Linked DNA regions of Homo sapiens: all the other regions are linked to region 3. The links are chromatin contacts, found by Hi-C in ENCODE. All regions are on one chromosome and are shown on one strand. The core of a region is the stretch at or near the end of the contact, and the rest is flanking DNA. Distances in the headings are between cores, read along the strand shown. Region 1 overlaps CCSER1 (coiled-coil serine rich protein 1). Region 2 overlaps LOC105377328 (a long non-coding RNA gene). Region 3 holds the start of CCSER1 (coiled-coil serine rich protein 1).

Region 1 (3,401 bases), core at 146-2,645, 710 kb before region 3:
CACACTTTTTTTTTTCACTGACTCATTTAAGCCTTACCACATTACATGAAGTAGATACTATTATTACCTTTGCACTGCAGATGAGAAAACTGAAGAAATGAGAGGTTATGTAACTTGTAACTTACCCAAGGTCATGCAAATAATCCGTGGTGAAAAGTTGGGCCTTAAACCATCCAGTGCAGCTCTTAAGGGTTATTTATTAACCTGTGCTGACTCTTTTCAAGAGATGTCATCCCCTTCAAACTAAGTCTAGAAATGGCTTTCATGTGCTCTGCCAACCTAAAAGCAATTTCATAGTTCTAACAAGCAAAAGCCTCCTCACACATGTTTTTTGAGTATTGACTACAAACATGATAAAAACTGTAAATTTTTGGGAGAAAGGGAACCATTAATAATGCAAGAATGACTTTGTGAACTGGCATTGTCTTGGACAAACCAGAATACGGTTACTCTAACCATGAGGGTTCTTTGAATGACCCACTCCCTTTGCATTAGTTCCCTGAGAATCCCTGCCTATACCTTACCAGTGAACTGCATCCTTCTTATACATCTCTTTCCTGAAGGAGCTATTTTTCCTAACATTAAGCCCATTTCTTACTATTTCCTGCTTCATTTTCTGATGGTTCTCTTCAATGATCAGACATGTCAGGTCAATTACTACAGTCTCTTTTCTGCACATCCAAACCCATGCCCTATTGAACATTCCCAAATTTCCTCCTCCTTCCCTTTCTGACTCCAGTGCTGACTAAATTAGACCAGTTTCCTGTATAATCCAGATGTTGCTTCATCCCTGGACTAATCATTTCTGTACCCATTTTTGCATCTACATTCCCACTACTTTCCTATTTACTCTCTCCCTGAGAAGTTCTATCAAATTTCAACAGCAACAGATAGCCATAGAACTCACCCAATCAAGAAATTAAAATTTGAGCATACAAAAACCACTTTCTGTCTAACTTGTTCTTGACAAAGAAAAAATAACAAGAATTTTAATGAGATTATTAATGTAATAAACAATTGTCATTTTAAAAGACAGAAGAAAATATATGTTTTTGCTTTCAAAATAATTTTGCTTTGTTTAAAGATGTTTTGAATAAGAAACTAGTGAGAATAAGCTATGTTGACTAACAAATTAGTCCAGTCAAGGCTAATGAGGTGGAGTAATTAACATTTACTGAGCATAAACTAATGCCAAGCTGTGTTTTTTAATGGGAAAAAAAAAACAGAGAAATCAGTAAATACGTCAATATGCAGGAAAAGGGAAATATGAAAAGACAGACAGCAGAATGTAGATTAAACACAATAAGTTCCTATTTGTGAGTCATGCCCAAATTCTCATTCATTGGGCAACTTATAAGAATTAACTGAGAAGAGAAACCACAGTTTTTTACTTTGGAGTTTGGCTTATTGTTAGAAATAATGAATGAGAGTCAGACACACTTCCAGAGTACCAAGACAACACTCAGAAGAGGAATAATACAGCTTCACCTTGATTTATAATGTGAAAAGATTCAACCTAGCTTTTGAAAGTCTACAGAATAGAGAGAAGCACAGGTAAAGAAGAAAACTGCCCTAATAAACAGTTCTAATAGAAAATGTTTCCTGACCCAGACTATGTCAGGGAAAACATGCAAAATATTTTCTTCTTCTTCTTTTTTTTTTTTTTTTTTTTTGAGACAGAGTCTCGGTCTGTCGCCCAGGCTGGAATACAGTGGAGCGATCTCGGCTCACTGCAAGCTCTGCCTCCAGGGTTCAAGCCATTCTCCTGCCTCAGCCTCCCGAGTAGCTGGGACTACAGGCATCTGCCACCACGCCCGGCTAATTTTTTGTATTTTTAGTAGAGACGGGGTTTCATTGTGTTAGCCAGGAGGGTCTCGATCTCCTCACCTCGTGATCTACCCGCCTCGGCCTCCCAAAGTGCTGGGATGACAGGCGTGAGCCACTGTGCCTGGCCAAATATTTTCTTCTTTATTAAGCATTGTCTTCTATGTTTGTTTCTACCCTTGCTGCCACATTCCTGCTTTCTTAAGAATGAGTTATCTAAGTCACAAACTAATATTTTAATAAACTTTGTTTTTCAGAAGACATGCCATTCTCAAGCTTCTACATTGGCTGAGGTTTTCAGATACTGATCTTATCTGCCAAAGTGCAGGAAAAGCATCATTTAGTGACAACTTACTCTAGCTGCTGACTCAGTATCTCTAGAATACAGGTAAAAATCTCAAAAATCTCAATCAGGACATGTCAGGGCATGGTGTTTTAGAGCTGTAGGGAATCTTAGGTAATCTGCTTTATGTAACTATTATGCAATACATGATACTGTCTACTTGCAATTTTTAGAAGTTGTTTTAAGAGGTTGAAAATTTTTTTCTGCCTTCTTATTCAGATGTCATTTTACCAGCCTGAAGAAGAATTTACTCTCTGATGAGAAATGCCACAATTGCCAGCAAAATTCACAGTGACTTGCATACAAGGTTATAACTATTAAAAAAAAAAAGAGTAAGGAGCTTTACAGCTTTCATGGATGAGGGTGCTTCTTGCTGCAATATAGTGTTTTCCCTCTGTTGATATGCTTTAAGCTATATGCATAGGCACTGTAGTGAGGACATAAAATATATGAACTATGAAACATTTTGAATATTGACATTTTCAATTATTTTTTAATACTCATAAAACCTTACTCCTGAATTTGCTGAAATGCAGGGCGGTCTACTTCAGTTCATTAGATACCTAGTGGGAGGATGTAATCACAAAGCTAGAAAAATGTGAAACACTCCAGGCTAGACATCTTAGGCTAATCATAATGTAGGAAAGTTCTTCAAGGATTTGAGCACACAGCACTTCATAAATAGTACTGCTACCAATTAATTTCTCTAAAATGAAGATTACAGATTTCCCATGGTGAAATTAATGTCATAGAGTTAACGTCTTTTGTAATAGAAAATGGTTATTTTGTCGCCTTTCTAATTCTGAATTAAGATACAACCTTTCTCCTCATTCTTCTCCACCCACACACATTTAATATTAGATATTGGTAGAACTATTTAAAATTTTTCTCTCTACTAAAATAAAGGATTCTCTTATTTATGAAAATAAATAGTTGATGTTCATTTTAATAGCAGATGTAATAAAACAATAAATTGCAAGTTACTAAAGCAGCAGATATCAAAAGAATGCTATAAAATAAATGCTATGTTATATGGATTATATAACATATATTGTATTATATTTACTTGATTATATTTATATAATTACACAGTCACATTATTATATTAATTTATTACAATAACTTCAATCCCATCTACTAACTTAGAGACCAGAATATTGACTAATGACTAAAAGATGAGAGAATAAATATACAATTCATGTATCAATCCTTTATACTTCCCTTTGGGGGAACC
Region 2 (3,046 bases), core at 472-2,971, 660 kb after region 3:
TTCAGAAAAAGAAGAAAAAAACGGATTGGTTATATAAATAACAGTACAATTATATAATTGAATATTATGCAGTCATTAAAAAATAATAAAATAGAACTGAATGTATTCTTTTAAAAGACATAAACAATATATTACTTTAAAATGCAGCTAAGGGAGAATATTATGGCACAGTTATATCTCTATCTCTCCCGCTAGCTCTACATGCGTAAGAAATTCTGCAAGAAATTACCAACAGGTTAATAGTGGTTATTCTGATAATGTGAAATTGCAAGGTTACTCTCACTTTCTCTCTACCATTTGAAATTTTAGAATAATAAAAAAACCCTGACTAGTATTAGTCAGGGCTCTCCAGAGAAACAGAACCAACAGGACATATACAAATACATAAGAGAAAGATTTATAAGAATTGGCTCATGTGATTATGGAGGCTGAGAAGTCCCACAGTATGTCCTCAGACCCAGAAAAACTGGTGGTGTAATTCAGACTGAGTACCACGGCCAAAGAAGCAGGAGAGCAGATGATGGATTTCACAGTCTGGGGCCAACAGCCTGACAAGGTAGGGAGTAGGCAGAAGTGTGCTGGTGTGAGTCCCAGCGTCTGAAGGCTCCGATGTGCAAGGGTATAAGCAGATGGATGTCCCAGCTCAAGAAGAGAGAAACAGAATTTGCCCCTTCCTTTTGGTTTGATATGGGCCCTCAACAGACTGCATGATGCCAGCCTATATTGTTGAGGGTGGATCTTCTTTGCTGAGTCTACTGACCGAAATACTAATCTCCTCCAAAACCACCATCACAGATACACTCAGAAATATTTTCCTAGCTACCTGGATATCCCATATTCCAGTCATATTGACACATAAAGTTAACCATCACAATATGTTATCTGAAAAAAAAATTTATGAAATGACTTCTATTGTTGCCTTATGAGGAGCTTTCTGAACAACCCTTTTTTAGACAGACAAAATCGTACAGGCCAAATGACATAGAAACCCTTTCTTCTATGTTTGCATCCCAACTCCTACCACTGAGTGCTTTCCATTCCCCAGCAACTAAACTTAAAACTGATATATTTCATAGGATTTGCTGCATAGCAAACTCATGACTACTTACTGTTCATTATTTTAGCTTTACATAGTGGTAAATTACACAAAGGTGTCTGGCCATTTGAGAAAAGCCCAAATACAGGGCTTCCTATTTTTATTAAGGTAAAACATGCTCTCAATAATCCAAAGTTGAAATTATGGAACAATTTTTCATTTCCTCTTTGCTTTCTATATTATGTCACCAACAAGGTCACCCATATACTTCCACTCCTTTCTATTCTTTACAATAGGGATAGGTAAATGTTTTCCTGTAAAGGACCAGGTAGTAAATATTTTAGCACAACATGCTTGTATTTTAAATACACTTTGCTAAATGAAATAAGTCAGACATTAAAAGGCTCATTTTGTATAATTTCATTAATAAACACTCTGGAAAAGGCAAAACTATTGGAATAGAAAGTAGCTTAATGGTTGCCGGTGGTAGAGGAATGATGGGAGAGGTGAATATAAATTAGAAGCAACTGGGAACTTGGGGGATGAGAAAACTGTTCTGTATGAAACTGTGACTGTGGACACATGACTCATTGCATTTGTCAAACTCACAGAAACGTAAGCCGCAAAGAGTGAATTTTACTGCACGTTCCTTTTTTAAAAATCAAACAGGATGTGTGGAGGAGTGGAACGCAAACTGCCAAATAAATCTAGCTGTATTACAGATGAATCACATGATCACACTAAAGGACATGAGGAAGAAAGGAGCTGACTTAAGTAACTTTGGTAAGCAGTTATGTGACGGTATATTTTAAAGACAAAAAGTAATGTACACTAACACTCTGCTCTAGTGTAGGGGTTGGCAAACTTTTTGAGTAAAAAACAAGATAGTAAATATGTTAGGCTTTGTGGGTCATATAGTCTCCATTACCACTTCTCAACCCTGCTGTTGGAGCACAGAAGCAGCCATAGACAATACATAAATAAATGAGTGTGGCTATGTTTTAACAACACTTTATTTATAAAAACAAATACAGGGTCAGATGTGGCTTGTGAGCCATAGGTTGCTAATTCCTGATACAGTTGGCAAATTAGTCTCTTACATGGGTATGGGTTTCATTTCATATTTTATAGTAAGGTTGAGCTAATAAGTAAATATAGTGTAGACAGTGAAAGCTGAGTTTCTCACTGTCAAAAGAAGAAGTTACAAATAAGGAAAGGGTGGATGCTGGAATGAACCACTGGTACTGGATTAGAGATGGAGATATCAGTATGAACTCATGATTTTCAAATATCTGCAAATGTAGATAAACAAATATGAGGCTCATGCCTTATGTTTATAGGCATGAGTTAGTGTAATACATGTATCTCCAGTTGTATCCATTAAAATGTGCTAGAAGAAGTATCATGCCAGCAGCAAAGAGCTTCATTTCTAAATATCATGTGCTCATAAAAGGAACTATGGTTCCTTGGAAAAATGATTCATTTCAGGGTTATGGCAGGAAAAATATAAACAATCCTGGAACAATTTGTGATACTGGAGAGTAAGAAAGTAATTAAAAATGAGCAAATAAAATATCAAAGCATATTCAAAGGGCAAAAGAGACAACCTGAAAAAAAATCCCAATAGCCAAAATTAGGACAATTTGAGAAACAAAAAAAGTAATGATAGTATTGTATTGTAACCCAAAGAATGAAATAAATACTCATTCTGATATTAAAAAAAAACTGAATAAATAAATCAGTAGAGGAAAAGAGACAAATCATCCTTACGAAATATTTCTAATTAAAAACTTAAAAGGCATAAGGGAAATAGAAAATAGAAAGTCATTGCTAGAACACCACAGCAATAATTGACTTATGCAGGATCAGTGATGGATCCTAAAATTGATAGGTAAAATTTAAGTAGAAATAAGATTTTGCATAGTCACTGTGTGTCCATTTGGACTGCATTAACAAATGATCATAGACTGTGTGGCTTATAAACAACAGAAATGTATTTTTCAACAGTTC
Region 3 (3,375 bases), core at 752-3,251:
TTAAGTTTCAAGTTACGTATCTGGAACATGTACCTGTTATAAAGCAAACAGAAAGAGAAACCAAGACAAATTATATTATAGCCTAGATTACCAGTATTTTAGGTCTTCCCTTAATAACCAGTTTTGAAGGAACCAGTGATAACTGACCCCCACCTAGGTGTCCTCTTATCCGTTTTCCCTAAGGCTGTTAATAAAACCAGCTTTACTTTAAACGTGTACACATTATTTTTAATAGTCCTTGAGGGGCAGAGAAGGGAGGATGTGTGTTACATTTCAATAGGAAGGTATTCAACTGTAAAGATTTCAGAAATGAAAGCTGTTGAAACCAAGTAGGTATTTTCTGACTTGTAAGTCCTACTGACTGCCTGAAAAGGTAAGAGGGGTGGAGAAGAGGACATAAAAACATTAAAGGGCAAAGAATCTGTAACTTCTAAGAAGTATTTTTTTCTACCTGTAAAAATATGAGTTTTTTTTTTACTTCATTTCATATTCCATGTCCCACGAGAGGAAGGGGAAGCATAATTGCTTCTAATTCTGAGGCAGGGAGAGGAGAGAGAGAGAGAGAGAAAGAGAGCAGTTCAGGATACACTAAAAGGAAACCCCAAGAAATTTCACAACTCTTTGCCATAAATAGCCTTTCTTCTCACTCTGGATACCTCCTCCTTTACATCAGCAAGGCTCAGCCTCCACGCACGCAGAAGCACCATTCACAAATCCCTCCGTCACCCTTACCCCTTGCTGGCACCGTGTGTACGAGTCCCTGGGACACAAGCCAAAAGTCGAAGGGGCCAGGGGGCCACATGCGGTTTCAGCTTACGGCTGACTTTCTGCTCAGGTGAACCAACCCACTGGTTAGTCCAGAGCGCGCGCGCGCGCGCACACACACACACACACACACACGCACACAACCTGGGGCCCTTGACGCTCCACCACAAAGCAAGTGGTTCAATCTAAGTCGCTGCCGTTACTGCTGCCTCTGGGCAGGGTCTTGCTTCCAATCCAGGAAACTGGCGCCAGAGGACAAGCAGGCGGAGGCAAGAGGTGGTCCCGGCCCCGCACTGCGGTTCCTCCGGGAGCCCCTGGCTCCCCGCCCCCTCCTCCCCTTCCCCCTCTTCGCCGCCGTCCCCGCCTCAGCACCCGCAGCCCGGGGCGCCAGCGCTGACCGGTCGCCTCTACCTGCGGGACGCGAGTGGCGAGGAAGGGGAGCGACCCGAAGCCTGCGCCAACTCTCGCCGCCTTGGCCAGCGCTCCGCATCGCCCTGGAGCGGCCGCCGCGGCCGCAGGCAGCAAACCACGCAGCAGCGTGGAGGAAATGGCCACGCGGCGCACTGGGAGTCGCGGGCCGGTGGTGAGCGAGCCCGCCCGCCTCCTTCCCACCCCGCCCGCAAGGCCAGGTCTCTGCGCCGAGCACGCCGGGCCTGGGCGCGCGCTGCTCGCAGGCGGCCCCGACACGGCGCGGTCACCTGCCGAGCGGTCATCCCCGCGTCCGCCTGCGGCCGGCCCCGCAAAGCGGCGACGCGACGCGCGACCCGCTGAGCGCTGAGGCACCAGGGGCGTTACTACCTTGAGGGCTCCGTGCGCTTGTTAAGGCTCCTCCCGGGCACTCAGGGATTTATGTCTTCGGGGCACGGGGGTGTCCTTCCTGGTCCCCCTCCTCTGCCCTCCCTCCCCTTCTCGGCTGTTGGGCTCCTCTCCACTCCCAGTTGCACAGAGTCCAGCTGCGTTATTTAATAATCCTCCTGCTCCTCCTGCCTGCGCCAGCGGAGCTGCTCTGCCCGAGCCACCGCTTCCCAGTCAGTCATGTTGAGACAGAGAGAGAGAGAGAGGAGAGGCGGATTGGCAGTAGGTCGGCGACTATTTGTGGTGAGGGAGAGAAGAGCAGAGCAAGAGGAGGGCAGGGGAGGGACGTGGGGAGGCGCTTCCAAGTGTGTGAGTGCGCGGAGTGTGACTGTGTGGGGAGCGCGAGATCCACCTCCCCGGCAGGCCGCGCTCCGGGGCTGTGAGGAGGGCGGGCCCAAGCGCGGCCTTTATACAAGGAGGAGTGTGGTGGGCTGGGCGGGGCGGCTTGGAGGGCGGTGCCCGGCCCACTGCGTCCGCCGGATTCCACGCACGCATCCTCTGGCATCGACGCGCGCACACCCACTGCTGGCCCGCTGCTGAGTTTTCATTTTAGGGGAAGCAGTATCCCACCGTGCTGACCTGGCCTTTTCCCCCAGTCCATCCTAGTGCTTATGTGGAGTTCAAGTGCATAGGCAGGTCAAGACTAAAGAATAGGGGAAGTCTGAAGAGACGTGAAGTGACTGCGGGGATGCTGGAAATAAATGCACTGTATTTCTCCTCTCCAAGGTTCCGATGTTATCTTTTTTCTCTTCCTCCTGTAAGGGAAGGAATTACCAGATTCTTTCGCCGCTTTTCCTTCTCACCCACACAATTCACATCCTGACAAGTGTCTTCATTCCTCAGTAACAAGAAAAGAAACCTAGCTTCTTTCCTTTAAGCAGGTCACACCTCCCAGGAACCATTTGCAGCAATCAATTCTGTAAGATAATGCAAGCACTGCGACTGTGTCCGAGAGTGGAACTTGTGTTCCTACAAGGAAGGCCCTACACAATACAGGCATTACAAGAGAATCAGCTCAATTTGACATCATTTGACTGATGGTCCCCTGGAGAAAATTTGCCAGTTTAGAAATCGAAAAGACTTTTGATGCATGGTTCTGTTGCCTACATAATTTATTTTCCCCTGATCCTCTCTCCCCTTGCACTGCCTCATTTCCTTTCAGGTTTACACTAAGTACTGAACTCTTTCCCATCCATCCCCTTCTTTATCTCCACTCCAGTATATTTATGCCTTTAGCAGGCAATACAGCAAATGTAGTGCATTTAATTCTGTGTGTGTGTGTGTGTGTGTGTGCGCGCGCGCATCTGTTTTTAACCCATTCTGGTAGAATGTAGGACCATTTCTAGGTAGAAAATGCATCCCCAATATTAAGTTTGTACGCCTAACATCACCTCCCTTACCTTCTGCCCAGATTACAAGATGTTGTGATCAGGTGCACTGAGGTATTGAGAAAAACTTCCAGAAATCAAGTGATCTACAGTTTTTTCAAGGTGTGTTTGTGTGTGCGCGTGCGCGTGCGCACGCTCTGTGTAATCTAACTGGCTATGATCTAACTTCTGAAATGTGGTTATATTGGGAATAAAAGCAAGATGTATTTTTTAAATGAATCTGAGTGGTCAATGTATATTACAGCATGGGGACAACTCTGCTTTTGGGAGACAATTATAGGAAACATTTTTCATAAATTAGACAAAAGGAAGATAAGATTTAGGAGGCTACGGAGGAGGCGGCAAGGTTGACAATTCAGTTGTCCTA

The links. A loop is a pair of places that touch in the nucleus more often than their neighbours do. Pooled maps may share reads with other maps.
Region 1: a map with no recorded cell type shows a loop between it and region 3 (3-fold over the local background). The contact joins the enhancer-like site here to the promoter of CCSER1 in region 3. A Hi-C loop is called at or near these places in 3 of 37 single-sample maps with no recorded cell type and 2 of 50 pooled maps.
Region 2: a pooled map shows a loop between it and region 3 (2.8-fold over the local background). The contact joins the enhancer-like site here to the promoter of CCSER1 in region 3. A Hi-C loop is called at or near these places in 1 of 168 maps with a recorded cell type or tissue (endothelial cell of umbilical vein), 1 of 37 single-sample maps with no recorded cell type and 4 of 50 pooled maps.

What each region holds. Positions count from the first base shown.
Region 1 is chr4:90,839,850-90,843,250 of GRCh38, reverse strand. All of the region lies in intron 8 of CCSER1 (coiled-coil serine rich protein 1), which reads right to left. Among named protein-coding and RNA genes, the nearest start is that of CCSER1, 710 kb to the right of the region's middle. Within about 2 kb of position 1,395, at least 2 of the 41 ENCODE cell types and tissues checked have a DNase peak (open chromatin) inside an H3K27ac peak, as active enhancers do.
Region 2 is chr4:89,468,891-89,471,936 of GRCh38, reverse strand. It overlaps LOC105377328 (a long non-coding RNA gene), which reads left to right. Exons shown (of 4, transcript XR_938981.2): 3 at 1,706-1,819. Among named protein-coding and RNA genes, the nearest start is that of GPRIN3, 160 kb to the right of the region's middle. Within about 2 kb of position 1,721, at least 4 of the 41 ENCODE cell types and tissues checked have a DNase peak (open chromatin) inside an H3K27ac peak, as active enhancers do.
Region 3 is chr4:90,126,020-90,129,394 of GRCh38, reverse strand. CCSER1 (coiled-coil serine rich protein 1) reads right to left here and starts at 2,001. Exons shown (of 11, transcript NM_001145065.2): 1 at 1,564-2,001. RefSeq lists silencers at 884-1,133, 1,244-1,443.